Regions from separate parts of the Homo sapiens genome. Here all the other regions are linked to region 1. A link is a loop called in an ENCODE intact Hi-C map of the cell type or tissue named here. Cell type or tissue: heart left ventricle. All regions are shown on one strand. Each heading gives the region's core, and the rest is flanking DNA. Links, peaks and the distances in the headings are about the cores only. Region 1 overlaps DIAPH1 (diaphanous related formin 1). Region 2 has its middle 6.3 kb from the start of PCDHB1-AS1. Region 3 holds the start of PCDHB3 (protocadherin beta 3). Region 4 holds the start of PCDHB7 (protocadherin beta 7). Region 5 holds the start of PCDHGA3 (protocadherin gamma subfamily A, 3).

Region 1 (5,827 bases), core at 215-5,214:
TTCCCTTTTGCTTGCTTATGTGGTTTTGTTTTGTTTTGTTTTGTTTTGTTTTGTTTTTGAGATGGAGTCTTGCTCTGTTGCCCAGACTGGAGTGCAGTGGCAAGCTCTCAGTTCACTGTAGCCTCTGCCTCCTGGTCACAAGCAATTCTCCTGCCTCAGCCTCCCGAGTAGCTGGGATTACAGGTGTGCACCACCACACCTGGCTAATTTTTGTATTTTTAGTAGAGACAGGGTTTCACCATGTTGGCCAGGCTGCTCTCGAACTCCTCACCTCAGGTGATCCACCCATCTTGGCCTCCCAAAGTGCTGGGATTACAGGCATGAGCCACTAGGCCCAGCCCATGTGATTGTTTTTCTTTGTTCTCATAGACCTCACCCCAGTGGGCTTGGAGATGGGGTAGATGTAATCTTTGTTATTCATTGCCACTCTCAGATCATTTTGCCTCTTTACTAAAAGGAAACAATTCCTAAAAACCAACAATTTCAAATCTTATGACATCGTTATGTCACCCATTTTCTCTTCATGTTGTCATCTACTGACACCCGTGTTACTCCTCATTTCTCAAACAATTTAGCTCTTGACTCATATCCACTCTTCTATACTCCAATACTACCTCTGACTTAATTCTTAGGAATTTTTATACGAAAAGGTCATGATCCTACCAATATTCTGGCCTTTCAGTTCCTTGAATTCTTCTACTGATTTTGTCCTCTATCCTACCTCAACCATTCCCCCGTTCTAGGATCTCATGTCATACCACCCAGGTTCTATCTTTTTACCTTACTCCCTTTGCTATCCTGACCCCAACAGGCCTCCAGCCCCGCTAATCCATTTGTCCTACCAGCATTTCACTGTCCTTCACTTTCTGATGACTTCACTCTTTCCCTGAGCTAAAATTTCTTGGTTAATCATTATAATCATTCGCTTGGGTTTTGTTCTTCCATTATCTCTCTCATTTCATACTCGATTGGCAAAACCACAATCCCGGTTAATTCCTTTTCTGTCTTTGTCCTGCTCCTGTAGCTGTGCAACTGAACATGGCTGGAGAATACCACAAAACTGGGCCCTCCTTTGACAGACTTTCTTCTCTTAGCTTTCAGGACAGGAAACACTTACTTTTCCTGCTAACTCACTGGCTGATCTTTCTCCCAACTCTCCTCTGCTTAATTTGTGAAGTTGCTTGGCCCTTGATACTGCCAGGCACTCATATTTGAAGCATTACAAATTCATTGAATTTCCTGCTCTCCTAAAGGTTATTTCACACCTTTTTTTCCTCCTCAACAGCCCAAACCTCCCTCATCCTCATTCTCAGTTGGGGATGTTTTCTTTCTACTTCACTGACAAAATTGAAGCAATCAGAAAAAGGAACTTCTAAAGACTTCCATCATTACTTTTACCTAGCAGAATTCTGTCTTCCTCTGTTACCATGGTCCTGTCTAAAGCCAGTTCCTGGACTAATTTGTTATCATCATTTTAACAAATATGTAGAATACACTGGAAATACAGGGTAAAAAGGTGTCCTCCCCCAGAGTGACTGTGGTTAAATCATACTTTTTATATACATATGTTATTCTAATAAAGGAATGGGAAAATCCTTTTCTTCTTTAGTTCAAGTGAGAAAGGTAAATTTTTGAATAAAACTTTACTGGAAAAGGGGCAAGGGAATTAAAAATAAAATTACAGAAACATGAAGGTATACACACTTCTTTTTTAATATAATTGGTGTGATCTTATACAGTATATACTGTTTTGTATTTTGCTTAACGTGTTTTAGCATCTCGATGTCCTTACATATAGATTTGTGTCATTATTTCTGATAGTTGTATTCTGTCATATAATACAAATAAGTTTTCCATTTTTTTATTACAAGCAATGCTGAAGGAAACATCCATTTTTAATTGTCTTTGCAAACTTGTATTTCTGCACAGTAAATTCTTAAAAATAAAATCTGTGGGCCCAAGTTGCTAGGTATAAGATTGTAGCAATTTATACTTCCACGAAAAATAAAAAAATATTTATGGTAATGTCTAGTAGGGGAAAAGTGATATGTTGTTTTAGTCTGACCACTAATAAGATTGCACCAGGGGTTATCTTTCTTACCTTGACTCTATCTGTAAAGTGAGATACATGAACCTAAAAGGTATCTTTCAGTTTTAAACTTCTGGTTCTGTTACTTTTTTTCCTTGCAATAAGCTGTCTTTGGTGTTATCTGTCATGTCAAACTCTTCTTTTGTTTCTGACAGCCTTCCAGGTCCTTTTGTTATTTTGTTTGTTTTGGTCTGAGTTTCATTCTCTTACTCTATGCACCAAAGGTCAGGCATCAGGAGCTGCTGCTTGCTTACAGCCAGTGTTTAGGAGTATAGAGCTAAACTGGGGCAAAACTTTAAAACTATTGCGCGAAGGCTGCTGATGTAGTTTCCACAGAAGACTTACTATTGGAGATTTAAGGGACTGCATCATCAGGTAAAGGAATTAAGTTTTAATTTTCTTCTCAACCGTGGGAATTTGATATTTTATTTCTAGCAGTGTGCTTTACTGCTTTCAGCCACCAGATGGCACATGGATCCCTTTTATTTTAGATGTGTCATTGTTGCGTTTGGTAGTGATGTCATCACGTTAGAGAGAGGCAACCTCTGTCCTTTCCAAATACAAGCTGATTAGTATACTGCCCTCTACCTGTCAGGAAATTTATTTGGAGGACTGATCAGCAGTTAAATTATGCAGAAAGCTACAGCTTGCCCTTTTACAAAAGGATCTTGTCCTGTTGCAGCTAGTATTTTCAATAGTAGCAATATTCGTGTTCTTTTTGGGGTCCAGAGGCTGGAAAGGTTTTTGTTCTTTAGTCTGATACCTTCATGAAAGCATAGCCTTCCTTTGAGAGGGCTCAAAGAGAGGTTTGTATTTTATCAGCTTGGTAGCTCATTGTAGCCTCATTATATACACACTCATAATCCCATCTCTGTCTCAGTTTCTGCTGAAAAACTACTTTAAGCGCATAATAGAACCTACCCACATTATATATGGATAACTAGCTTGAGATAACATACTGAATCCATTTCTTCAGGGAATTCCCCTGGTCTAACTTGGATAGAATATGCTGGTGCAGAAAGATTTTCACGGTCAAAGTCAACCCTTTGTGTCATATGTTAACTCCTAATTATCCCCAGCTAGTCTCATTTTTAGAGCCTCTTTCTAGCCATCCCAGCTTTAGTGTGTGCCTGTATTACTCTTTTCTAGAAACATATAGACTGAAATGGTATCTTTTAAGTCCAAGGTACCATCTGCCATTATCTGTGGATTCCAGATTTTATTTCTAACCAAATGTCCTTTTAAATGTCATTGTCTGAGACTTAGACCATCTAGTTGGGGGGTCAGTATTACTTAAACTTCTAACATCTTGGTACAGTCAGTTCCTAGCCTTAAATGTCTGTTGATACCAGTAAATCTCAAACTTTAGTATAAGGATTACATGAGGAGCATGTTTGTAACATGTAACATGTTTACATGTTAATGGTGTGAATTAAGCCACTCTTCACCTGTTCTCTTAATAATATTTTGGTATCTGTATCTGAATAGGTATTATATAAGTATTATCCCTGTTCTTATGGAGGTCATATGAGATTGATTAGGAAACAATTCAACATTTTCTGTTGACTTGGCAGTCAATTTTGGAGTCACTGTTTCAGAGGCACTTTTCTTGCCATCTTCCAAACTTCTCAGTAGCCATCTTAGAAGGACATTTTGAAGAAGTCCTCTGTGGTCAGTGAACTAGCTCGGAACCACTTAGAGATTGACTCTGCTGGAGAGGATGGATGGAGGGCAGAGTGATTAGGGCAGAGTATTGTGCTGGACTGGGGCTTGTACAACACGGAAGGAGTTGTGAGAAACTGGAGGAGATAGAAATCAAGATGAAGAATGTTACAGTTATACAGACATAACTTTTGTTCAAGCTTGGTTATTCTCTTGCTATGGAGACCTGGAGTTGGTAGACATCAGAGATGTGTTTAGGCAAAGAAATGGGATATCTAGCAAGTGTCAAAGCAGAACTAAGGATTGGGGTGAACAAAAGAGTGATCCAGTGCTCTCTTACTACATACTAGAACCCAAAACTGTTGCCTTAAGGAAAAGGCACTGTTTTGAGGATCCCTTGACCTTACACTATTTGGGAATTGTTGGACCTGAAATGACTTTGCTGCTGATGCTGAACAAGTCTCCCTCCAAACATAAGGTTGTAGACAGGCTAGTTTGCAAGGAGTGCTAAGGATGTCTCCACAGAATGTTTCCTCTGGGGCTTTTCTTTCAGCTTCTCTGTTATCTGTTTTTTTTTGTTTGTTTTTTTTTTTTTGCATAGGTAAGTGGTTCAGAAGTCAAAACAGTATAAAAAAGTCTCATTCCCACCCTAGTATTCATCCATGCCATCCTTCTCCCTCCCCTACCTTCTAGAGGTAACCATTTTTATTAGTTTGATTATCCTTTAGACTTTCTTAAAAAGTGCAGTTATAAACAAATACTGATACAGATTCTTGTCCTTCCTCTTACCAAAACAAGGAACATACTATCTGTACTGTTTCTATACCTTGCTTCTATATCCTGGAGAGTCTTCGTATCAGTATGCAGAGACTTTCCTCATTAAAAAAATTATAAGTTTTTAATAAGCAGGCATTACTTTTATAATGAACACAAGGATAAAACAAAAGTAGAGTAATGAAATAATTGTTCTTTTTTTTTTTTGAAACAGTAGCTACAGTAACCCATTTGATCTGACTGCATCTTAGCATGTATACATGTCCTTTTGATCTTCCTAAAAAAAACTCATACATAACAATGAATTGAAGAGTTAGTTACCCACATCAGCTCTGTAAATGTATGGCAACTTATGCTAGAGCTTACAGCCATTATGATATGGGGAAGAGAGACTTGCAAAGTTCAGCCAGGGGACCTTCCAGACTTCACTCGAGTGTGATACTTGAACAGGAGGAGATCTTTGTACTGCTAGCAAAGGGATGCTACTCTATAAAAGGTCTTTAAAGGAAAGGAGTGGCCTACCTTATTTTTTTCTTGCTTCCATTTCAGTTTTTGTTCTGGAGATGAATTGCTCTAGAACTTAGTGTCCTGTAACTGTTCCATGTATTAGAACTCTCGCCCATTGCCTTTGGAGCAGTGTGGAAGAATGCTTGTGATTCAGTGTTTGGTGGGAAAAGCAGGAAACAAATTATGTACACCTTATTACAATTGTTTCATATTAAAAACAAATGCATTAGTGAAAGATTAGAAGGGAATATACCAGACTACTGTAACAGAGATTTTGTTAGGGTACTACATACTTTCTCTTTTAATTTTTCTATAATGTGGTTATATTGTTTTTATAATGAAAAAGACACAGGGTTAAAAAGGAAATTTCAGTGTCTGACATGCTTGGAGAAGATTCTAGAGCACTTCTAGATTTCTAGAAGTACTTGGACCTGAGATTTCGTCTGCCAAGCCAAGTACTAGCATTCAGTTCTATAAAGCAAGTAACAGTATCCTTTACTTCACTCTTAACAGTTTCTTTTTGAAAAAACAGACTCCAATGTAAAAAAAAAAAAAACAAAACTCTTTTCACTTCTAAGTACCATTGGACAAGGGACCCCAGTGATATAACAGAAGGGCATTGGTAACCCCATTTCTGCAAGATGGGATGGAACCATTCTTTCCTCCTGATCCTACAATAACCCCAACTCTTCTTAGAGCCAGTGATTTCTTCTTTTAGATCTATTAGATGGGAAGATACGGCACTCTCCTGTGTGTGTGTTTGCATTTCTTTTAGCAAGAAAAACTGCAAAAATC
Region 2 (5,827 bases), core at 214-5,213, 480 kb after region 1:
TGCAGTGCCATTATAGGACCGCCCCCCACCCCCCGTCAGTGCATTAAACTCTCTAGAAAGAAAAAAAGTATTTGAGAAAGGCAAATGAAAACACCAAACACTTTGTATTTATGTAATTATTATCCAGTGTATTGAATAATGTCTGTTTTCATTTTATCAGCAACTATCATAAATATATTAAATATCAACAAATAGGTCTTATTTGAGGCATATTCTGTTGTATCTTCTTTAATTTTCCTAAGCCATACAGGAGAGTATTAAACACTGACATAAAGAAAAAAAAGATAAGATTGTTTTGTCGGTCTGTTTTACATGACATTTAATGTACTGGATATGCTATGATATTAATTGCCAAAGAATTAATCATTTTTGATGTTTAATAAGGAAACAGTAAAAATTAACAAACACAAATTTAACATTGACATAAATAAGCTACACAGCAACTCAGTTGATTTACGTCTTAAATAACGAAAAAGACATTTATTTCTACAGTTTTTTTTCTTGTAGTTGTATATCTCCATTTGATTTCGTGGTCATCAATATCACCAAAATCATCAAATGACTATTTCAAATAAAAAGTTAAAACCATATATTAATAATAGTAATCAAGTAAATAGTTACTTAAACTAAGTAAATGGAGACCAGTCCTGCTGAAAAGTAGACTATCACAACTTGTCAGCCATCATTTACGAAATATCAAGAAAAGCAAAAGATGACTTTAAAATAAATAGCTTGACCTTCTTTGAGAAGTTACGAAGACTATCATTTTATGGATTGAAGTGGGATGAATTTCCTTGTCAAGCTTCAGAATATCTGCTAGGACAGTCTACTCAAAGTTTTAGGGGTAATTTACCTTTGAGAAAGATCAAAGGAAACTAGGCATGAGCAGAAAAAAATGCGTTCCTTTTCTGTGCTTAACAATAAAGAGGAAATACACTACTAGATTCTAAATAGACCTTTGTGAAATAGATAAAAAGATAAAAATAGCTAAGCCATCAATATCTGTTAACTGTTAATGAACAATTAGCTATGCTTCAGAAAAAAAACACGATGGAAATTAGAGCCATAAAATAACCAAAACATTCAGAACGGTGCTGTTATTCCTCTACCTTTTATCCAGAATCCAAAAGGAAGAACGCCAAGGATGATAGCTGTCTCTACCTACTGTCTTGTTTTGAGCTTCCTGGAACCTAATTTCATTGGAAATACAGTGATGTTGCGTGTAGCTCTCTTTTCTGGTTTGCATTATTAGGTTGTCAGATTATGGAATATTTTAAATATCCAATGAAAAGAAAACTCTGGTAGGAAGGATCAAAGCTTTTTCTTGTTTTGTTTTGTTTTTGTTGTTGTTGTTGTTTTATCTCAGGGTGCTGAGATTATGGTTCTTAAACAGATGAAGTCTTCCCAGAAGTGCTCCAGGATGAGGCAGATAAGTGTCAACATGACCAATTCTATGTGATTGTCATCCAATGGCATGGTCTTCCACCGTCCTTCACATGAAGAAACAATTTCTGAAACTATTTCTGCTTGTAATTGCCTGAGTATTTGCCACGTGGCACTGAAATTTCCTGGTAATTCTCTTGCAGTGGATGCTTATGATGCATGGGGTATCAGTGGTATTTAAAATGTTCTGCTAGCATTTAAAATGCTCTCCAGAGGTTGCAGAATTCAGTGAGCCTGGAGAATTCTGAGAGCCGATTCATAATTATTTACTCAGACTAAATCTTCAGCCGGTTGCTGTGAGACCTGCATCTCAAAGATTGTCATTGATTGTCATGACTTGGACTTAGGAGGTCTCAGATATCTACCATTCTTCTCTGGGAGAGTTAAACTTACCTTGGGCTGTGGTTCATCCAGCGATTTTTTTCACGCGTATGGACAAATTACTTACCCCAATATTGCACAGCACATTATTGTGAACATGGAAATTGAAAATGAGTGTGTAGTTTCCAATGATGGAAAATTTACCCAAACCTCATACATGTTCCTGGTGCACATTCTGGAACATTCAGAAGAATTTTTCAAAGGAGGAAACGGTTACACCTCAGACACAGATTTTTCTCAAAAGACAAATTTTTTTTTTTTTTAAATACAGGTAATTCTTGGAAATGCAGGGCTCCTATAGGTCCGATTTTCTACTTGAGAGCAAGGACTCTTCTGTGGGTCGATCTGAAATATTATTTGGTCTCTTTGGAAACTATCCTGCTCCAGTCTGTCCTCCCGCCGCTCCCCTTTCCGCCGCCAGCGCCAATCTCCAGAAACCCTGACCATAAAAAAGCAGTTTTCCTTTTCCTGGGCCGCCTGCGCTACACCCGGGAAGAAAATGAAAACCCACCACCTGCGTTTTCTGCCAGATTTTTTTCTCGCACAATTTCCTGTATATCCTCTGAGTGCATTGCCTTTAGTAAATGAAGTCTTCGGAAATCCTGTAAGACTTCCAAACATTTGTGTAGTCCCCATTCGTTTGAAGAAAGCTCTAAAATCTGAGCTCGCTGCGGACGTTTTCCAACTCGTATCTGTTCCCAGCACCTTTCAGATTTTGTCTTTTCTAAGATGGAGTCTGCAGGCAAATGCAGGGCTCCTCCTCCTCCTACTTTTTAGCCTGTAGTGCCACCAGGCGTCCGAACTGAAAACCTGGGCTGTACAGCGCTTTCCTGCGGAAACTGTCAAAATCTGTTCATATTCACATCTAGGGGCGGAATTCTCACCTCTTGAGTTTTAATTACTTCTCCAATATTTAGTTTACTTAATGTGAACAAAAACAATGGTTGTTTATTATCATAATATCAGCTGTGAGATTTCCTTTGAGAGGAACCGAATTGGATTTCTTTCATTTCAATCAAGCCAGTCATTTGGCCATAAATTCATTGAACTGATTAATTCTTCGCAGGTATTTTTTACACACAGATTATATTCAAGCACTGTAAAAGACATTGGGGATATAAAGTTGAGTAAAGTCTGGTGCCTACACCGCAGGAGGTTAGAATATTAAAAAGGTGACTCGGTGATTTGCATAGGCACTATCAGGTACTAAAAAGGGATATTTAAGAACAGAAGTGAGGTATCAGGAAGAGTCTCAGAGGAGGTGAGGTTTAAGCTAAGTTTAATTTTATGGTACCAACTTAAACACAAACCCATTGAAATGATTTTCTACTGCAGATGAAGTATTTCTGATTTTGCAGGAAATAAGATTTTTCTCGAATGATGTGAATGAACATCGTGGCCCATAGCGGGGTTGCAGTCTTTCAGTCAGTCAACATCACAGAGCCCTGTATGAAGTGTCAAGGGATGACAACTAAAAGACTAGGGATAGGGCCGGGCGTGGTGGCTCACGCCTGTAATCCCAGCACTTTGGGAGGCCAAGGCGGACAGATCACTTGAGGTCAGGAGTTCGAAACCAGCCTGGCCCACATGGTGAAACCCCGTCTCTACTAAAAATACAAAACAGCTGCATATGGTGGCTCATGCTTGTAGTCCCAGCTACTTGGGAGGCTGAGGAAGGAGAACTGCTTGAACCCAGGAGATGGAGGTTGCAGTGAGCCGAGATCATGCCACTACACTCCAGCCTGGCCAACACAGCAAGATTCTGTCTCAAAAAAAAAAAAAGGATAGGGATAGGCCTCTTTTTTCTCTTTGAACTTGGCTCACATCTCCAGTTTAAAGGAAAATCCTGCAGCTTGAGTTAACAATATCTTAAGGAAATATTTAAAGTGGTGATTAAGACTTTATGATGTTGGCTGGGCACGGTGTCTCACGCCTGTAATCCCAGCACGTTGGGAGGCCAAGGTGGGCGGATCACCTGAGATCAGGAGTTTGAGACCAGCCTGGCCAACGTGGTGAAACCCCGTCTCTACTAAAAATACAAAAATTAGCAAGGTGTGGTGGCATGCGCCTGTAATCCCAGCTACCCAGGAGGCTGAGGCAGGAGAATCGCTGGAACCCAGAAGGCAGAAGGCTTCGGTGAGCTGAGATCGCACCACTGCACTTCAGCCTGGGGAACAGAGCAAGACTGTCACAAAAAAAAAAAAAAAAAAAAAGACTTTATGATGTTAAGAGTCATATTCAAGTCCTGGCTCTGCTTCTTCACATACATTAAATTAGGAAAAGTATTTAATCTCTCCAAACTTCTGCTTTCTCATCTGAAAAAAATTATGGATATAATAGTGTTATCTCCTTCATGAAGTTGTGACAATCAAATGAAACAGTGCAGGCCAGGCGCGGTGGCTCACACCTGTAATCCCAGCACTTTGGGAGGGTGAGGTGAGCGGATCATGAGATCAGGAGATTCAGACCGTCCTGGCCAACATGGTGAAACCCTGTCTCTACTAAAATACAAAAAATTAGCCAGGTGTGGTGGTGCGCACCTGTAGTCCCAGCTACTCAGGAGGCTGAGGCAGGGGGGAATCACTTATACCCAGGAGGCCGAGATTGCAGGGAGCTGAGATCAAGCCGCTGCACTCCAGGCTGGTGGCAGAGCGAGATTCCATCGCAAAAAAAAAAAAAAAAAAAGAAAGAAAGAAAGAAAGAAAAAAGAAAAGAAAAGAAAAGAAAAAGAAACAGCGCTTATGAAATGCTCAGCTCAGAGCATGGAACATCATGGTACTTCATAAATGTTTACTATTATTAGTGTAATACTATGAAAGCAAGAACTTCTCTACATTGTCTGGTTTACTCCTACAAACAAATATAAGTCTAAATGACTCCTACACTGCACTCTATTATCCTTCTCCCTTACCTCAATGGAACATGCAGCACATTCTTATTTATGCAAAAATCTAGAACCTTTAAGCATAGCATAAGTTATGAGAATTTCACTCACAGTTTCACCCTTGTTGAATATGAATTATTTTCATTCCTGCATATTCAAACTCTCTCTTTTCAATGAATTATTTGATCTTATCATCCACCTCAAAAATCTTGCCAGAAGCTGGGCACAGTGGCTCACACCTATAATCCTAGCACTTTGGGAGGCTTAGGTGGGCGAACTGCCTGAGCTCAAGAGTTCAAAACTTGCCTGGGCAACAAGGTGAAACCCTGTCTCTACTAAAAATACAAAAAATCAGCTGGGCGTGGTGGCGCGCCTGTAATCCCGGCTACTCGGAAGGCTGAGGCATGAGAATTGCTTGAACCCAGGAGGCAGAGGTTGCAGTTAGCTGAGACCATGCCACTGCACTCCAGCCTGGGCAACAGAGTGAGACTGTCTCAAAAAAACAAAACAAAACGAAACAAAAACAAACTTACCAGGATCCCACACTTCTTTTCAGCTACCATCTCATTTCTATTAATTTCTTAAATATTCAAGCTTCTTGAAAAGATTTTATACACGTACTGACAATACTTCCTCAATTCCTCAGTCTCTCCTTAAACTTTTACAATTCGACACTAAAAGTGTTCATTAATTCACTTCCATAATGCCAAATTCAGTAGATACTTTCATTCTCTTCTCATTTGAACTTTCAGTAACATTAAACATAGTCCACTATTCCCTCCTTCTTGAAACACTCTCTTCTGACTCCTGTGACAGCACCCTCTTTTGAAATTTTTTCTCTCTACCCATTCCTTTTCAATCCCTTTGGGGACTCCTTATTTATCCTTTATATATTAAGGCTTCTTAATTTTGTTTCCCCTATACACTTTCTTTTCTTGTTCTATCTTCTGTTTCATGGAATTTTAATATAGCAATTGCTACATACTAAGTGTGCCATAGTGGGAAGACCCTTTAACCTCCCTGACCTTATTACGATTCTTCATTTATAAAATGTATAATGTGTTCTTTATACTAATACAATACCCAATTTCTACAAGACTCAATTTCTTCATCTGTGAA
Region 3 (5,827 bases), core at 267-5,266, 460 kb after region 1:
CAACAAGGGAAATTATAAAATTGGTGGTTTGGAACTCTCTCTACATTGCTTTATAATGTAAAATTTGAATGGAGTTATTTTAATAAGCTATTTGAAATCACTATTAAAAGACAGTGAATTTCTTTTTGCTCCCCATTAGAAAAAAAAAAGGCGGAATTAAGACTGCGTTGGCAAGCCAGGATGAAAGGAGAATATGCAAGGATTAACTACAGAAAAAGTAGAATCAATATATAAACAAAATGTTCTATCGACTAAGGATTCTCGATTGAAATACAAAACATTCAGAGCCACACAACTACTTTCCAGTACTGTTAATGAAACCTAAGCCATCCCTGGATTTGATATTTTGCTCTATTCTTGCTACTTGCCTTGAACCAGACCAAAAAAGACCTCTCCAATGGACAAAGCAGTAAAAAAGGACTTTCCACAGATTAACTAAGACGAGGCTCAGTAGATCCTTATTAACACTTAACTGAATTCAAAGCTCTTCCTGAAACTGGGATTTGCCTCGCTAACCCTCTCTGCACCCTGAGCAACGAAGTTGGGGATAATTGGCTTCAGGAACTTGAACTCATTTGTCCCGGAGCCTCCAGTCAGACACACCTCGTACTGGTAGCTCTGGGACAGGGTCCCGGTGCCGCTCACGTCCACCATCTGCCCTGGAAAGGGGCCCTCGGGCACCGAGCAGCGACCCACCGAGGCCGCCCTGCTCCTCCTGCACAGCCGCACCGCCACGAACAGGAGCACCGAAAAGAGGAAGAGCGAAGACACCGAGGCCAATGCCACCACCAGGTAGACGGTGAGCAAGTCGGCCTGGGCCTGGGCCGGTGCCGCCTCCGGGAGAGGCAGGTAGGGCTGGGAGAAGCCGTCCACCAGGAGCACATGCAGCGTGGCGGTGGCCGAGCGCGGAGGCTCGCCATTGTCCTTGACCAGCACCACCAGCCTGTGCTTGGCCGCGTCGCGCTCGCTCAGCAGCCTGGCGGTGCGCACTTCGCCATTGTGCGCCCACACGCCGAACAGCCCGGGCTCCGTGGCCTTGAGCAGCTGGTACGACAGCCAGGCGTTCTGGCCCGAGTCGCCGTCCACCGCCACCACCTTGGTCACCAGGTAGCCCGGCTCAGCCGCCCGGGGCACCAGCTCGGTGCAGGGCGCGGAGCCGTTCTGCAGCGGGTACAGCACGAAGGGCGAGTTGTCGTTGGCGTCCAGCACCAGCACGCGCACCAGCGCCTCGCTGCTCAAAGCCGGGGAGCCACGGTCTGTGGCGCCCACGCGGAACTCGAACGCCTGCAGGGCCTCGTAGTCCAGCGACCTGAGGGCAAACAGGTGGCCGTTGTCCGCGTTGATGGAGACCAGGGAAGAGAGGGGCAGGTGCGGGTCCTGGGGCGGCAGCAGCGAGTAGGTTACCTGGGCGTTGGTGCCTGAGTCTCTGTCTGTGGCGCTGACACTGCCGATGTGCAGGGCGGGGCTGTTGTTCTCGCGGACGAACAGGGTGTAGGAGATTTGGGTGAAGGCGGGGGCGTTGTCATTGACGTCGGAGACCAGCACGGTTATGTTGTACTTGGTTTTCAGCCTGGGTGTCCCCAGGTCAGTGATAGTGATGGTAATGTTGTACTCGGATCTGGTCTCTCTGTCCAGCGCGCCTTCTGACACTAGGGTGTAAAAATTCTCTACAGATGGTTTCAGGAAGAAGGGGAGATTGTTCTCAATGGAACACATCACTCTTCCGTTGTCTCCAGAGTCTAGATCAGAAACACTGAAAACAGCCAGTACAGTCTCTCCCGAGTTCTCAGGAATAGGGCTGTTTACTGAAGACAAGGTCAGTTCCGGTGGGTTGTCGTTGACATCAACCACCTGGACTATGACTGTAGACTTTCCGGATAGGCCTCCGCCATCCTTGGCCTCGATGTCGACTTCATAACTATTAATCGCTTCAAAATTCAAATATTTGACCAGTTGCATATCACCAGTAATTGGATTTAGCTGAAAAGTTTTGCGAATTTCTTCAGAAGCATGAAAAAATGCATATGATATTGTCCCAAAACTTCCTGTATCTAAGTCAGAAGCCGAGACAGTGACAATGACAGAGTTAACGGGGGTATTCTCTAGAACTGCAACCTCATAGAGCGGCTGTGCAAATTCTGGTGCATTGTCGTTTATATCTAAGACCTGGATGTTTATCTGGGCTGTCCCAGACCGAGGGGGAGAGCCGCCGTCCAGCGCGGTGAGCGTTAAGCTGAGTTCCGGCTGCTCCTCCGGATCGAGCGCTTTATCCAGTACTAGTTCCGGGTACTTCCTTCCGTCCCTACGACTGCGAGTGAGTACGTGGAAGTGGGAATTCGGAGTGATAGTGTAGTTTTGGAGGCTGTTTCTTCCCACATCCAAGTCCTCAGCATTTCCCAAAGGAATTACTGTTCCTGGCAGAGTGCTTTCTAGGATTTTCAGATGCATTTCATTTTCAAAGAATACCGGAGAATGGTCATTTACATCTATGATACGGAGCTCGTTTGTAACGAATTGCAAAGGGTTTTGCAGTAATATCTGAAAATGTAGTATGCATGGTTCTGTGGGGCCGCATAGCTCCTCCCGGTCCAATTTCTCATTCAGGAGCAAATCACCTGTCTGATGACTGAGCTGAAAATGCTGTTTGTTCCCTTTGGACACAACTTGGGCCCCCCTCGCGGCCAGTTCCTCTACCCTTAGTCCCAGATCCTTTGCTAGGTTGGCTATTAAAAAGCCCTTCTCTTTTTCCTCAGCCACAGAATAGCGTCTTGACTCGGACCCAGCCAGAGACCCTCCCAGAAAAACAAAGAGAAGCAAGACTTGCCTTTGTCTAAGAAATCGCTCTCCTCCCGCCTCCATTGCACTTTCCGTCACGCTCTTCCAGGGAATGTCGCCAAGCTGAACCTCAGACAGAGCTGGGAAACAGTCTTTTGCCCCACAACCTTTGTAGACGGCCTAGTGAATAAGCCTTTCCAGAGGCTCAGACTTGCTGGCTCAAAAATCTGCCTGGGCTCTCAACCGCTGGTTTACCACACTGGATCCGTGCGTCACCGAGCATGCACAATGCCTGTGGTTTAATTCGCCTTCTTAGTCAACAGCGCCACCATGCGTTCGCTTGCAGTTACAAAATCTTGGAGAAGGTGTTTTTATTTTGCTTTATCGATTATTCTTATCAACCCTAGTTGACGCTACTGGAGGAGTTTCTCATGTTATATGAATTAAATAAATGCAATCTAGGGAAATAAAATGCACTTTTATCTACGAGCAGCGATTCTTCCTGGTAGAGTCCTCATTTACACGATTTAACGGAAGTGTACACATACTAGTTTACCCCTCCCCTTTTGTAATAATTACACACAAACTTCAAAAGATTTTTGCTCTAGATGATAGCATGCTTCACTATCCTATTTATGTTTTTCTTTTTTTCCTAAACTTTGTGAAATGAGCCCGAATTGCATATACCAGAAAAACACAAGGAAAAGACACCTCCTGCAAGGTGGTAAAAAAGAAAATATATCATGTCAGAGGTGGATCCAGAGGACTACAAATACCTAATTTCTTCCAGATTATCATGCTCAAGGAACACTTAAAGTGCTTTCTCTTCTTATTTCAGAGCAAATTTACAATTATTCATTTCATCTGTATTAGTTTATTTCCACAGATAATTGTTGAGTTTGTAGAAGTTAGGCAAGTGGTGGTAACAAGACAATGTCTGTATATCTTACAACAATTTTCCATCTAGTGGGTGTACAGTCTTTAAACAGATGTTTAAACAGTGTGAAAAGTGCTACATAGAAAAGGTACTGAGTGCACTGAAAGTATGCAATACGGGGACCTAACTTAATGGAGAGTGATTAAGAAAGTTTCCCCCAAGGTGCACCATTTAATCTGAAACATGAAATAGGAGAAGTGTGCCAGGCTAAGACTGTAGAATGTGTGAAGGCCCTGAGAGAGCAAAGCATAGCTATTAATAGATAATGAATGAAGTACAGTGAATACAAAACTTAATGTCTCAAGAGTAAGTGGAAAGGAAGGCTGAAAAGGTAAACCAAGGCCAAATAATGGGCGCTTGGATTTTATTATTCTAAGAACAAAAGGAAGCCATTGCAAGGTTGTTGGTACAGAAATAAAACAGTGCAAATATGTGTTCAATGTAGCCGCTTTTGTACTTCTACACAATTATCAAGAATGTTTGCTCTTAATACTAGTGATACTAAAAATAACAGCAATTTCACTTTTATGTCTTTATATTGAGTATAACTGCAAGCTATTCAAATACCTGCTATCATTTGGGTAGAAGAAAAGAAACTTTGTGACTCATCCAAAATCCTACAGGTAATGAGTTGGTTGATCAGAGACTTTTGATACCAACACAGCGCTCTACACCATTGCTAATCTCAAAACAAGACCTTCAAAGTTAATATTAAAATTTTAATAGGATAGCTCATTCAAATGTATGTAAAAATGATATAAAAATATAAAGATAGACTGAGTAACATTAAGAATTAAGATTTGTTTTAATGTATGGATCAGAAAGTAAACTGCAAGAAATGAAAACAGTTGGGTGAGTCATTTAGGGAACTATGGAAGGAAATTTAAGTAATAAAATTAAAAGCCATCTGTATTCCTTAAGCCAGTGGACAGGAAAGGAGGCTCAATTTAAGCATTAAGAGAAAAAGTAAAAATATGTTGAAGGAAAGCGACAACAGAATGATAACTGCATGTTCAAACAATGGTAACCAATTCAATTAATAACAAAATTATAATTCATTGTACACCAAAGAGTATTTGATTCCAGCAAAATGTTTTCCTTTAAGTGTTCTAGTTTATTTAAATATCAATATATCACAGGTAAAATACTTTTCTCTCTTTCAATCATTCAAAAATTTTATTAAGAGCCTATAATATTCCAGTGACTGTGTGAATCATTCAATAAATGAGGGAGCTGTTGAGAAACAGAACTCAAGCACCTTTATAAAAAAGCATTGAAAAGTCTAGGGAAATGAAAGGGGGAAAAATAGAAGTAGTCAGTGCAAAAAAATAGAGTGAGTGGTGCTAGATAAATTTTTCTCCCTAAAGGCTTGTTTCTAAGTGAATCCTAAATGCTCCAGAAAATTTTAAAAACAGCAATACCAAGCTATGTTTGAGGGTTCTAAAGGTAAAGGACAAAGACATGTACTCCCTCAAATTTTTTGGATTTTAATGAAGTGCTCAAAGTTAATAGGTTATTAATAATTTTAAAAGATTTTAAAGGGGGGGACTGGAATAAGCAGAGGGCTCTTAAAAAAACTATTTGAAAGAGAAAGCATGATGAATTAGCATGCCTTTGAAAATTGCTAGACATGTATTATTTATCTACATTTTTGAATATTAATGATTGACTTTTGACAAAAATTTATTAGAGCACTTATGATGTTAGTGCCTTGTAGAATCCAACAGTTAAAATTCTTACAATCTCTAAAGACTAATACTTTTCATATGTCAACACTTGAAAGAAGTATACATATTGGACTGGGGGGCGGTGGCTCACGCCTGTAATCCCAGCACTTTGGGAGGCTGAGGTGGGCAGATCACCTAAGGTCAGGAGTTCAAGACCAACCTGACCAACATGGAGACACCCTGTCTCTACTAAAAATACAAAATTAGCCGGGCATAATGATGCATGCCTGTAATCCCAGCTACTTGGGAGGCTGAGGCAGGAGAATCGCTTGAACCCGGGAGGCAGAGGTTGCGGCGAGCCGAGATTGCGCCATTGCACTCCACTACAGCCTGAGCAACAAGTGCAAAACTCCATCTCAAAAAAAAAAAAAAATTACATATATTGAAA
Region 4 (5,827 bases), core at 266-5,265, 390 kb after region 1:
AAGACCATCTATTTGTTCATTCCTAAAATACCATGCCTCATATGCTTCTTCTCAGATTAAAAGTGTTAAAATAGTGTATGATGCATTAAAAGCATTTTTTAAAAATGCTTAAAAAGATACTCTACAGTCTATGCTTCTGAGACTAGGGTAGGTACACTCATACAGCTTTCTAATCAACTCAGGAAGTCTCAGTAGAGATTGAAAACAATGGAAAGCAATTTAAAATATCTCAAACAAGACTTACATTTAATAGACTGTATATTAAGCATAATTGTTTGACATAAAACATTACACATATACATTTCATGCTTTGTGAAGGGTTCTTGATACTAAATCAGGATCCTATTTTATGTATAGAAATTTATTGCTTGACTTCAAGAGTACATATTTGAAATGATGTAAAGACACTCCCTTAAGGGAACCTCGCAATAAGTTCCTAATCAGAAACGTATTCACAGACGCGGATTTAGTTTACATTCTTTATCAGAAACCCAAATTATTCTGAAATGGGCGATTTTCTTCCACTTCCCTGCCTGTGCTCTGGGGTAGCAGGTTGGGGATAATTGGTTTCAGAAACTTGAACTCATTTGTCCCGGAGCCTCCAGTCAGGCACACCTCATACTGGTAGCTCTGGGATAGGGTCCCGGTGCCGCTCAAGTCCACCAGATGTCGTGGAAAGGGGCCCTCAGGCACCGAGCAGCGACCCACCGGGGCCGCCCTGCTCCTCCTGCACAGCCGCACCGCCACGAACAGGAGCACCGAGAGGAGGAAGAGCGAAGACACCGAGGCCAACGCCACCACCAGGTAGACGGTGAGCGAGTTGGCCTGGTCCGGGGCCGCCTCCGGGAGCCGCAGGTAGGGCTGGGAGAAGCCGTCCACCAGGAGCACGTGCAGCGTGGCGGTGGCCGAGCGCGGAGGCTCGCCATTGTCCTTGACCAGCACCACCAGCCTCTGCTTGGCTGCGTCGCGCTCGCTCAGCAGCCTGGCGGTACGCACCTCGCCATTGTGCGCCCACACGCCGAATAGCCCGGGCTCCGTGGCCTTGAGCAGCTGGTACGACAGCCAGGCGTTCTGGCCCGAGTCGCCGTCCACCGCCACCACCTTGGTCACCAGGTAGCCCGGCTCGGCCGCCCGGGGCAACGGCTCGGTGCAGGGCGCGGAGCTGTTCTGCAGCGGGTACAGCACGAAGGGCGAGTTGTCGTTGGCGTCCAGCACCAGCACGCGCACCAGCGCCTCGCTGCTCAGCGCGGGGGAGCCGCGGTCTGTGGCGCCCACGCGGAACTCGAACGCCTGCAGGGCCTCGTAGTCCAGGGACCTGAGGGCAAACAGGTGGCCGTTGTCCGCGTTGATGGAGACCAGGGAGGCGAGGGGCAGGTGCGGGTCCTGGGACGGCAGCAGGGAGTAGATGACCTGGGCGTTGGTGCCCGAGTCTCTGTCTGTGGCGCTGACACTGCCGATGGGCAGGGCGGGGCTGTTGTTCTCACGGACAAACAGGGTGTAGGAGGTTTGGGTGAAGGCGGGAGCGTTGTCATTGACGTCGGAGACCAGCACGGTTATGTTGTGCTCGGTTTTCAGCCTGGGTGTCCCCAAGTCGGTGACGGTGATGGTGATGTTGTACTCAGTGTTCCTCTCTCGATCCAAAGGTTTCTCTGTTACCAGAGTATAGAAGTTTTCGACAGATGGCTTCAGGATGAAGGGGACATCGTCCTGGATGGAGCACACTGTCTTTCCATTGTTCCCGGAATCTCTGTCTCTAATCCTAAAAACAGCCACGACTGTCTCGGGTGAGTTTTCTGCAATTGGGCTAGTAAGTGAAGACAGGAGCAGCTCGGGTCGATTATCGTTTATATCTGTTACATCAACCACTACAGTGCATTTTCCAGAAAGCCCGCCGCCGTCTTTGGCCTGAATAGTTAATGTGTAAGTTTGAATTGCCTCATAGTCCAATTGCGCTTTAAGATGAAGACTGCCAGATGTTGGATTGATTTGAAACGTTTTGAGAATTCTTTCAGTGGCGTAAGAAAATGCATAGGCTATTTCCCCATTACTTCCGGTATCTAAATCTCTGGCTGACACGGAGACAACCATGGAACCAACGGGGCTATTTTCGGGCACCTGCACCTTGTAGAGCGACCGCACAAAATCAGGGGCGTTGTCATTTACGTCTAGAACCAGAATGCGCACGAGGGCGGTCCCTGATCTTGGAGGAGAGCCGCCGTCTAAAGCGGTGAGGGTTAAACTGAACTCTGGTATCTCTTCCCGATCCAGCACTTGATTCAGCACCAATTCGGGATAGATATTCCCCTCCCCGCTATCATGGACATTAATATGGAAATAGGCATTGGGGCTGATGGTGTAGTTACTCAGGCTGTTGGTTCCAACATCTGAATCCTGTGCACTCTCTAGGAGAAATGCCGCCCCTGGAGTGGTACTTTCTAATATTTTCAAGGAAATCTCTCTGTCTAGAAATACTGGAGCGTGATCATTGATGTCTCTGACCCATAGTTCAGCACGGAAAATCTGAAAAGGTTTTTCCAATAACAACTGGAAAGGCAGCACACAGGGCTCTCTGGGGCCACACAGTTCCTCTCGGTCCAATTTCTCATTTAGAAGTAGATCACCAGTAAGCGAACTGAGCAGTAAAATTTGCATGTTCTGGTCTGAAACAATTCTAGTTCCCCGGGCTCTCAGTTCCCCTACCCCTAACCCTAGGTCTTTTGCCAAGTTGGTAAGAAAGGTGCCTCTCTCGGTTTCCTCCGCCACAAAATACCGAAGCGGTTCGGCGCCAGCCCAAGACATTCCCAGAAATACACAAAGAAATAAGACTTGCCTTTTCTGCACAGCACGCTCCACTCTGGCCTCCATTCTTCTTTGGATCAGTCTTTCAAAATGACTTTCACTCAGCCTCCAGCGGCTCTCACAAATGGCAGCAGCGGAATCCTTTGAAATGAGCTGAATAATAGCAATGTTTGTGGGGAAGGATCCTCATTTTACCCCAATTCCTATTACCACTGTTTCCTTTCCTATGCTTTTCTCTTCAGATTGCCTCTTTGCTCTGGAATCTGTAACATCCTTTCTTTGTGAAATTATTTTTCTCTCTCTCTTTTTAGCCAGCAGCGCCACCTTGCGTTTTGTGGATGTTATTCCCGTTATCAAGACTAGAACAAAAAGATGGCGGATTGAAGGAATTCTGCAACAAGAATGATTTGTCCCCGGTATCTTTGCTGTTTCATTCCATCTTTATCCTCAAATGGTCACAGTAATGCTAGTAAGTAATAGCTGATGTCGTTTTCCCCTGTGATAATCTGGATTCGTAGAAGAATTAATTTATAGTCTTCTTAAATCTAGGAGCATGAAACTAAACTCTGACTCCCCACCGAAATCCTAAGAAAATCTCCTATTTTAAAAATGGATAGTAAAAATATATATGAGAAAATGAAACCTCCTCCTTGAAGTCAACAAATATTGGTTGGGGACATTTTATTTATTTGTAAAGTATTTAACAATAATAATGTGAATATGGCAGAATAATTGACCCTTTTCCCAATTTCTTGTGAATTAAACAATTATTCCACTTTCCAGGTCTTAACTCTTTACCTGTGATATTTCTTGGAACACTTTATGCCTCCCCCAAACCCAACCTTCATCCTTCACCTGATTTAAGTATTACATAAGAAATTATTGTTCCTCTATAATTTCAGTGACTAGAATCTCCAATGTCCAATGAATACTCTTAAAATTAGTAGTAGCAAGTTGGTCAATCTTGCATTTGTGGAAGTGCTTCTAGCATTTCATCTTCAACTATGATGGTTGATCTCAATTTGGGGTAAATATTCCTTTTTTGAATCAATAAAGTTTTCTTTTTATTCTTTCATATTTTGAAGTGATTTTTGATAGCTGTTGAAATAATACATTTATTCTTTAGTTTCTAAATTACTGAGTTATTGATATAAATGACATTTAACCATAATGTATTATTGTTTTAGTGCACAGATAGATATGATGTGTCAACATGGTTTTAGGATTTTTCTAGTTAATGTTGTTTACCTAGTGCGTGTTTGCCTTTTATGGCCTTGGTATTAAACTATTATACTGGCATCATAGAATGTGTTAGGGAGCTTTTTATCTATTTTATACAATAGTTTTAATAATTATATTATTATATGTTTCTACATGCTTAATTCCAGCTTGTCTTTTAAACTGGTTGGGTTTGGTGACTTCACTTGCAGTAGATCAGTGACTACCATTTACATTTTACCTTTGGTTATTAATCTGTTCAGGTTTTGTATTTTTAAGTAACTTGCATTTTATTTTGAAAATCATTTTATCTAGTTTGCAAATTTCTTGGAATTGTTTTCATTGCGTTATTTACCTTTAATTGTATCCCTATTTTTATTAGTGATGTTTAGCATTTTAACTCCTTTTTATTCTTGGTGAGACTTGCAAGAGCTCTACTTTACTGATATTTTGAAATGCATTTTTTTCAAAATAATATATGACCTTGGTCCAAAATTAAATAGCACTAAGAGGCTTGTTCTGCCCTTTTCCTCCTCACTTTTCTTAGTTCCCCTTCTAAGAGGTAGCCATTTTAAAACTCTTTTAGTTATCTCTTCAGTCACTAATCTGTTTTCTGATATATTTTGATTAATTAATTTTAGAAATTATCAATTGACTGTTTATTATGTTAGATTACATTTTAGGTATTTTAGATTTTCTTTTACTTACCATATATTGGGAACATTATTGTGTATTAATTATGTTTTCTTTTTCAATTTTTTTGTGATTTTAATAATTATCTTGCCTTTTCATTTACTTGATTTTTTTTATCCCTATCACTTATTCATCCCACAGATACAATTGCCTGTCAGTGCAATTTTCCCCATAGTCATTTCCATTCCTCCTGAGACTTCAATTTTTCTTTAAATTGGGTGGTTGCTTTCTGTGCCTACTGCACAGCTATCATTCTGGATTTTTTTCTTTGCTGTCATTCTTGGAATTCTTTGCCTTTTATTCTGGATGTGTTTGCTATTTCTGGGATTTTATAACTTGCCCTTTTTCAGTTTACTCTATGGCATTACTAGAACACATCCTCCAATAGGTTCATATGATTGAAAAGATGATACAATGTTAAGAGGATTGCTAATGATATCCTTCAAAATCTCTGTCTCTTGAGTCAAACAGCTCCTTACTGGACTAGTTGTTCATTATGCTCAGTTGTCATCCTTGGATCATCCTTCAGCATCACCTGGAGATTCATTTCACTTCTGTCCTGTTTTGGATCTTCTAGTTTCTGTTTCTTCTGTCTTCTCCTGTCTTGAATTAGGTTCTCATTTTGATAGATACCTTCCAGTAGTTTTCGGAGAAGGGTGTTTCAGAGTTAAATGTTTTTGTGATCTTAAATGTACTAAGATGTCTTTATTCTACCCTCAAACTTGATTAGTAGTTTGACTAAATATAGAGTTTTAGGTTGAAAATAATTTTTCTTCTGAATTTTTGTTTTGTCAATGAGCTTTCCAAACCAATCTGTTTGCAAAGAAGTCTAAAGCTAATCTTATTTCTTATCTTCCATATGTGACCTATATTTTTATTTTTTGTTATAGTGTTTTTTCATTGTCCCAAGCACTTTAAAATTAAACAATTGTATGTTTTGGTTTGGGGTTATTTTCCATCCATTGCACAGTATAATTGATGAGACATTTCATCTAGAAAACTAATTTTCTCCTGCTCTTAGAAATCTCTTTAAACTATTTCATTTATAATCCAACTCCCATTTCATTTTTAGAATTTCTGTAATTCAGATGTTAGACTTCTGGTATGGTTCTCTAAT
Region 5 (5,827 bases), core at 531-5,530, 220 kb after region 1:
TTATTTCTCAAATACATATGTGTTAAAGCTTTATAATAACCACATTCTCATATTTGTTCTTAATAATCAAAGAAATAAATAAACTCACCTGAAGTAGGTTGGAATCTCCTTTCATTTCAAGTAAATCCTGAGTTATCAGAAGAGGCTCGCTTTTCTCACAGCTCTCCTGGCTGATGAGCGTGTCCGCATAGTTGGGCTGGGGGAAAATCAGGTGGCTCTTCCGCGAGTCCGCAGTGAGGGAGACCTCGTGGGAATAGGTCTGCAGGAAAGCCCGAACCCCGTCCGCGCCCACAAAGTGCGAGCCGGGCGTACTCGCCAAGCCGCCTCCCGAAGCCTGCAGCAGGCGTGACTTGTGCCAGCGCCGCAGCCTGAGCGCCAGCAGCACGATGACGAAGGCCAGGAAGACGCAGGAGACCGCGGCCACCGCCACCACCAGGTACAGAGTGAGGTCCGAATCGTTGGGTTTGGCGGAGGGCTCGAGGCTGCCCAGGTCGGCCAGGATGTCGGGGATCCTGTCGGCCACGGCCACGGTGAGCGTGACAGTGGCGGAGAGAGGGGGCTGGCCGTGGTCCTGGACGGCCACCACGAGGCTCTGCTTGAGCGCGTCTCTGTCCAGCAGGGCTCGCGCCGTGCGCACCTCGCCCGTGTGCAGACCCACCGAGAAGAGTCCCGGCTCGCTGGCCTTGAGCAGGCGGTAGGACAGCCAGGCGTTCTGGCCCGAGTCTCTGTCCACCGCCACCACCTTGGTCACCAGGTAGCCGGGCTCTGCGGAGCGAGGCGCCAGCTCCACGCCAGTGGAACCGTCTGTGGGGAGGGCGGGGTACAGGATCTCGGGCGCGTTGTCGTTCTGGTCCAGCACGAACAGGTTCAGCGACACGTTGCTGCTGAGTGGAGGGTTCCCGCTGTCGCTGGCTGTCACCAGTAGCTTTAAGTCTCTAAATTGCTCGTAGTCGAAGGATCTCAGCGCGTATAGGACGCCAGTGTTGGAGTTGATAGAGACGAAGGAGGACAGGGGCGCCCCCTGGAGAGTGTCCTCGGTCAATGCATAAGTGATGCGGGCGTTGTTGTTGCTATCTGGGTCCTGGGCTGTCACTGAGAAGATGGAGGCTCCTCTGGGGTTGTTTTCTGGAATGTAGGCGGAGTAGGATAAATGAGGGAAGGTGGGTGGGTTGTCATTGATGTCAATCACATGCAGGGTGATGTGAGTTTCTGTGGACAGTGGCGGGCTTCCCCCATCTGAGGCTCTCAGACTAATGTTATATTCTGATATTTGTTCGCGGTCCAGGGATGTGGCCGTCACTAAGCGGTAATATTGATCTATTGATTTTTCTAACTTAAATGGCAGATTTCCCAGGACAAAAACTTCAACCTGCCCATTCTGCCCAGAATCTCGGTCATGCACGTCGATAAGAGCAATTTCTCTTCCAACGGTGCCCTCTTCTGGGACTGAGCTTGTGAGAGACGTGATTGTAATTTCTGGAGCATTGTCATTCACATCCAGAACCGTGACTAGAATCTTGGCTCTTGAAAGAAGACCTGGTCCATCCTGTGCTTCAATTTTAATTTCATAGAACATGGCATCCTCATAATCTAGACTTTTTAATATTGATACTTCTCCACTCACTGAGTTAAGATGGAAAATCTCAGCGATTTTCCCAGGCATTTTATCTAGAATATAAGACACTTGAGCATTGAATCCCTCGTCAGGGTCAGTGGCATTCACCGTGAGCAGCCGGGTACCCACAGGCACGTTCTCCCAAACACTCACACGGTACTCAGGCTGAGTAAACATTGGTGGGTTGTCATTTGCATCCAGGACTATCACTTGGATGTGCAAGTTGCCAGAGTGGACAGGGTCGCCACCATCAGAGGCAACCAGGACAAGCTGGTGAATTTCTTTTTTCTCACGGTCCAGGGCCCGCTCCAGCACCAGCTCTGGATACTTGGCCCCCTCAGAGACGCTATTCACAGCCAGAGAGAAGTAGTCATTGGGGCTAAGCTTGTAGTTCTGCAGGGAGTTAATGCCTACATCTGGGTCAAAAGCAGTTTTAATTGGAAATCGGGTTCCAGGAACCGTTAGTTCACCAATTTTTATTTCCAATTCCTCTGTTGGGAAATTAGGAGCATTATCATTAATATCTTTAATTTCTATTTCTACTTCAAAAATTTTCAATTTATCCTCAACCAGAATGTTAATTTTTACCAGACACAGCGGGATCTGAGCGCAGAGCTCCTCCCGGTCTATCCTCTCCGCGGTGACCAAGCTGCCGCTTTGCGGATTCAGAGAGAAAAGCTGCGTCCTACCTCTGGAGACGATGCGGACTCCGCGCTCCGCCAGCTCCCGGGGCTCTAGCCCCAGGTCGTTAGCGATGTTGCCCACGAAGGAACCTTTATCTAGCTCCTCAGACACCGAGTAGCGGATCTGACCGGATCCTGTTTCGCACAGCGTCCCCAGGAGCGCGCACAGCAGGGCCAGTCCTCTGCCATTTCGGAAACTCAGGCAATTGGTCATTTCCTTTTCGGTGAATCGCTTTCTCTGAATTCGGTTCCAGTTTCCTACGACGGACTCCAATCTTATTTTCTCAAGAAACGAAGTCTTTTACGGGCCTAATTCACAGGTCAAACAGCTGGTTGACTAAGAGGTGAGGTTGGCAGCCGCCCCGGATCTTCTGAGTCTGATTTGCTGGTTCTTTGCATTTTAGGAGCAAGGAAATGGTGGACTAGTTCTCCAGCTGCGTTCTCCTTCTTGAGTGGTCAACAGCGACACTAAGAGGCCTAACCGTTTACTGCATCCTCTCAGACACATTATTATTTTTGAATTATCCAAGATCTGAAATCCTTCTTGTCAGAGATAAGAGGACTAGTGTTGATTGAACATAATTGAATCGATATATGTTAAACAGTGTCACCTCAAGTTATCTTTCTTGGGAATCCATGCACTAACCTTAATGCCACCAATATTGCTTCAAACATAGTGGAGTTAACTTTTTTGAATTGTTCAGTTTAAGAAACACACAGTAACAAAGAACTGGCCGTAAGGACCAACACAACTATTAAAAGACATGACCACCACTTGTTCTTCCACCACTGAACCTTGATAATGTGTTTATTCTTATACTTACTACATTTATCAGGGTTATTTGATAAGATATCCACCTCCTCTTTGACCTTTCCCTCTCTATACTCTTAACTCTCTAAGAGCTGAGACAAGGAAAAAAAGAAAAGAAACACACAGAAATCAGCCATATTTATACATTATATTTCTTTAAGTTTGTTCTTGGTGACCTGATAACTTAGTTTCGATATTTGTTGTTATTTAATATTCATTAAACAAACACATAATTAGGCATCAGACAATATGTTTGGGGATTTAAGGTGAACAATATAGACACAGTAGCTTCCTTCACAGAGATTATAAGGATATAAAAGCAAACAGGGAATTGCAGTGTACTGAGATAATTACCATAATGGGAGAAGCCAAGGGGGTTAGGGGGGCCTTCAATTGGGCCTTTAATGTTAGCAAACGCTTTCCCAGGAAACATGAGAGGAGTGGATCAGTGAAAAGGCCTGGATGTGGGAGAGAACAGCATGACAATGCCTAGGTGTGAGAGAGAAATCACAGACCTTCAGGGTACTGAAAGAAGTTTCCTTTGTTTAAATCTAGACTGTAAGGATGTTTTTTCAAAACCAACTGAAACTAGTAGAAATAAGCTTTTATGTTCCAGAATCTCTTTCCCCATAAGTTTCCAAGCACAGAAATATAAATACAATATATTTGTCGTTTCAATCATGATGCATTACATATCTATGCATAAGACATTTATTCTTGTGGAGTTACTACACACACTAAAAATAACTTTGCTTTAATTTTCCTGTTTATACTTTATTATTCACTTACAAGTAAAGCTATTATGACATATTATTCCACAGTGAGTTCCAATTTTACTCATAGACAATTATGTAATAGTAACCAAAACAACACCTTGTCTCAGAAAATTTTTTCTTGATCAAATGCAACGGAAAGAATCACAGCACTTTGAGAAATATGGTATCATTCAATAAAAGGCTCAATTGGTACATGATAATTTTCAAATAAAAATAAAAAATGATGCCAGTTACATAGAACATTAGTGTGCTTATTATTCTCTGTTATTAAATACATAACCAACATACTAAAAGCCAATATAGGAAGAGGAATGGGAAAAGAAAATTGATCAGAGGGGCACTGGGATTGGGTGAGGGATTGGGAACATTTCTAGCAGCTATTGTGAGTAGAAACCTTGAGAAGAGAGATGTATAAAGAAGTTGGTTCTGGGCAATTGTATGATATGAATCTTTTGTATCTTTTCTTTAAGCAAAACTATATTGAGGATATATATTATTTTAAAGATTAAAATACAGTATGGTTCCCACGTATGAGAAAGATAAAAAAAAAGGAGAAACCTGTTTATTACCACTCTACAGCTTTATTATAGAGCAGATGATAAGTCAGTCACTTCTTCAAGAAGCATATAGCTTAGAGGTTAATGTGATTTTTAAAACTAAGCCAAAATAATATGACATACCTTCCTGAAACACTGTAAGGAATGTATATTTCTAAATTTCCATATTTTTAACAGGGAAGGGCATGCAAGTTAAGGAAAACAATTTTGCTGCCAAACTGAAAGAAATGTATTAAGACTGAATGAGAAAGAACTAGCCAACTAACATGTTTCACTGTTCATATACAGATTCAAATATAGAGTAAGAGTCATAACTTAAAAGAAGAAAGGACTTGAGTAAACATAAACTCCAATCTTTATATTTTTAACAAAGAAAAAATTGTTGATCTGGGTGGATGAGATGATTTGCCCAGGGATGGAGAAGAAAGTATAAGAAACCAGACACCCTAGTTCCTAATGCAGTGCTCTTTGGATAATCTTATCTATTAACTCCTGGTTTACATTCATTGCACAAAGATTCTCACGTCTCTTCTTCCTCTTACAGCCTGTGAACACTAAGACCTACCAAGAAATAATTCACCAAGACTCACTTCCTAAAACTTGACTCTACCCTCAAGGAAATATGGGGAACAAAATAGATATAGTAAACAAGTAAGTGAATTACTTCAGCAAACTAGCTAGTACGTATGTTGTGAAAAGATAGATTACCTGAGAAAACGTTTCTTCTCTTTCTTCTTCGAGTAGAGATTGAGGCGCTGATAAAAAATCCTTTTTCTCACAGCTCTCCTGGCTGATGAGCGTGTCCGCATAGTTGGGCTGGGGGAAAATCAGGTGGCTCTTCCGCGAGTCCGCAGTGAGGGAGACCTCGTGGGAATAGGTCTGCAGGAAAGCCCGAACCCCGTCCACGCCCACAAAGTGCGAGCTCTGCATGCCTGTCAAGCTGCCTCCTGAAGCCTGCAGCAGGCGTGACTTGTGCCAGCGCCGCAGCCTGTGCGCCAGCAACACGATGACGAAGGCCAGGAAGACGCAGGAGACCGCGGCCACCGCCACCACCAGGTACAGAGTGAGGTCCGAATCGTTGGGTATGGCGGAGGGCTCGAGGCTGCCCAGGTCGGCCAGGATGTCGGGGATCCTGTCGGCCACGGCCACGGTGAGCGTGACAGTGGCGGAGAGAGGGGGCTGGCCGTGGTCCTGGATGGCCACCACGAGGCTCTGCTTGAGCGCGTCTCTGTCCAGCAGGGCTCGCGCCGTGCGCACCTCGCCCGTGTGCAGACCCACCGAGAAGAGTCCCGGCTCGCTGGCCTTGAGCAGGTGGTAAGACAGCCAGGCGTTCTGGCCCGAGTCTCTGTCCACCGCCACCACCTTGGTCACCAGGTAGCCGGGCT

What was found. A loop is a pair of places that touch in the nucleus more often than their neighbours do. Peaks named below come from ENCODE experiments on the same cell type or tissue, not always from the same donor. Only the 100,000 strongest peaks of a DNase experiment are listed, where the experiment ranks them.
Region 2: it touches region 1 in a loop (6-fold over the local background); 35 of 110 quality-filtered maps call a loop at or near these places.
Region 3: it touches region 1 in a loop (7-fold over the local background); 17 of 110 quality-filtered maps call a loop at or near these places.
Region 4: a loop joins it to region 1, with 4 times the contacts of the local background. A loop is called at or near these places in 29 of 110 quality-filtered maps.
Region 5: it touches region 1 in a loop (5-fold over the local background); 41 of 110 quality-filtered maps call a loop at or near these places.

What each region holds. Positions count from the first base shown.
Region 1 is chr5:141,561,126-141,566,952 of GRCh38, reverse strand. The region is part of intron 18 of DIAPH1 (diaphanous related formin 1); the gene reads left to right. It overlaps DIAPH1-AS1 (DIAPH1 antisense RNA 1), which reads right to left. Exons shown (of 3, transcript NR_038333.1): 2 at 5,048-5,151; 3 at 1,693-3,888. Among named protein-coding and RNA genes, the nearest start is that of DIAPH1-AS1, 5.7 kb to the right of the region's middle. In heart left ventricle, for the core only: CTCF peaks have their summits at 2,372 and 2,595 (motif pointing right); no DNase peak of the experiment used is centred there; H3K27ac peaks cover 748 bases.
Region 2 is chr5:141,081,378-141,087,204 of GRCh38, reverse strand. It overlaps PCDHB@. Among named protein-coding and RNA genes, the nearest start is that of PCDHB1-AS1, 6.3 kb to the right of the region's middle. In heart left ventricle, for the core only: a CTCF peak has its summit at 2,621 (motif pointing left); a DNase peak (open chromatin) is centred at 2,624; H3K4me3 peaks cover 1,148 bases; H3K27ac peaks cover 482 bases; H3K27me3 peaks cover 412 bases.
Region 3 is chr5:141,097,682-141,103,508 of GRCh38, reverse strand. It overlaps PCDHB2 (protocadherin beta 2), which reads right to left. Exons shown (of 1, transcript NM_018936.4): 1 at 4,806-5,827. It overlaps PCDHB3 (protocadherin beta 3), which reads right to left and starts at 3,036. Exons shown (of 1, transcript NM_018937.5): 1 at 1-3,036. The coding sequence starts at 2,859. The coding sequence ends at 469. It also overlaps PCDHB@. In heart left ventricle, for the core only: a CTCF peak has its summit at 3,119; a DNase peak (open chromatin) is centred at 3,078; H3K4me3 peaks cover 1,242 bases; H3K27ac peaks cover 350 bases; H3K27me3 peaks cover 3,036 bases.
Region 4 is chr5:141,169,874-141,175,700 of GRCh38, reverse strand. PCDHB7 (protocadherin beta 7) reads right to left here and starts at 3,057. Exons shown (of 1, transcript NM_018940.4): 1 at 1-3,057. The coding sequence starts at 2,865. The coding sequence ends at 484. It also overlaps PCDHB@. RefSeq lists an enhancer at 457-1,087. In heart left ventricle, for the core only: a CTCF peak has its summit at 3,128 (motif pointing left); no DNase peak of the experiment used is centred there; H3K4me3 peaks cover 1,041 bases; H3K27me3 peaks cover 2,047 bases.
Region 5 is chr5:141,340,719-141,346,545 of GRCh38, reverse strand. All of the region lies in intron 1 of PCDHGA1 (protocadherin gamma subfamily A, 1), which reads right to left. PCDHGA2 (protocadherin gamma subfamily A, 2) reads right to left here. Exons shown (of 4, transcript NM_018915.4): 1 at 5,151-5,827. PCDHGA3 (protocadherin gamma subfamily A, 3) reads right to left here and starts at 2,717. Exons shown (of 4, transcript NM_018916.4): 1 at 89-2,717. The coding sequence starts at 2,512. It also overlaps PCDHG@. In heart left ventricle, for the core only: a CTCF peak has its summit at 2,787; no DNase peak of the experiment used is centred there; H3K4me3 peaks cover 4,631 bases; H3K27ac peaks cover 3,349 bases.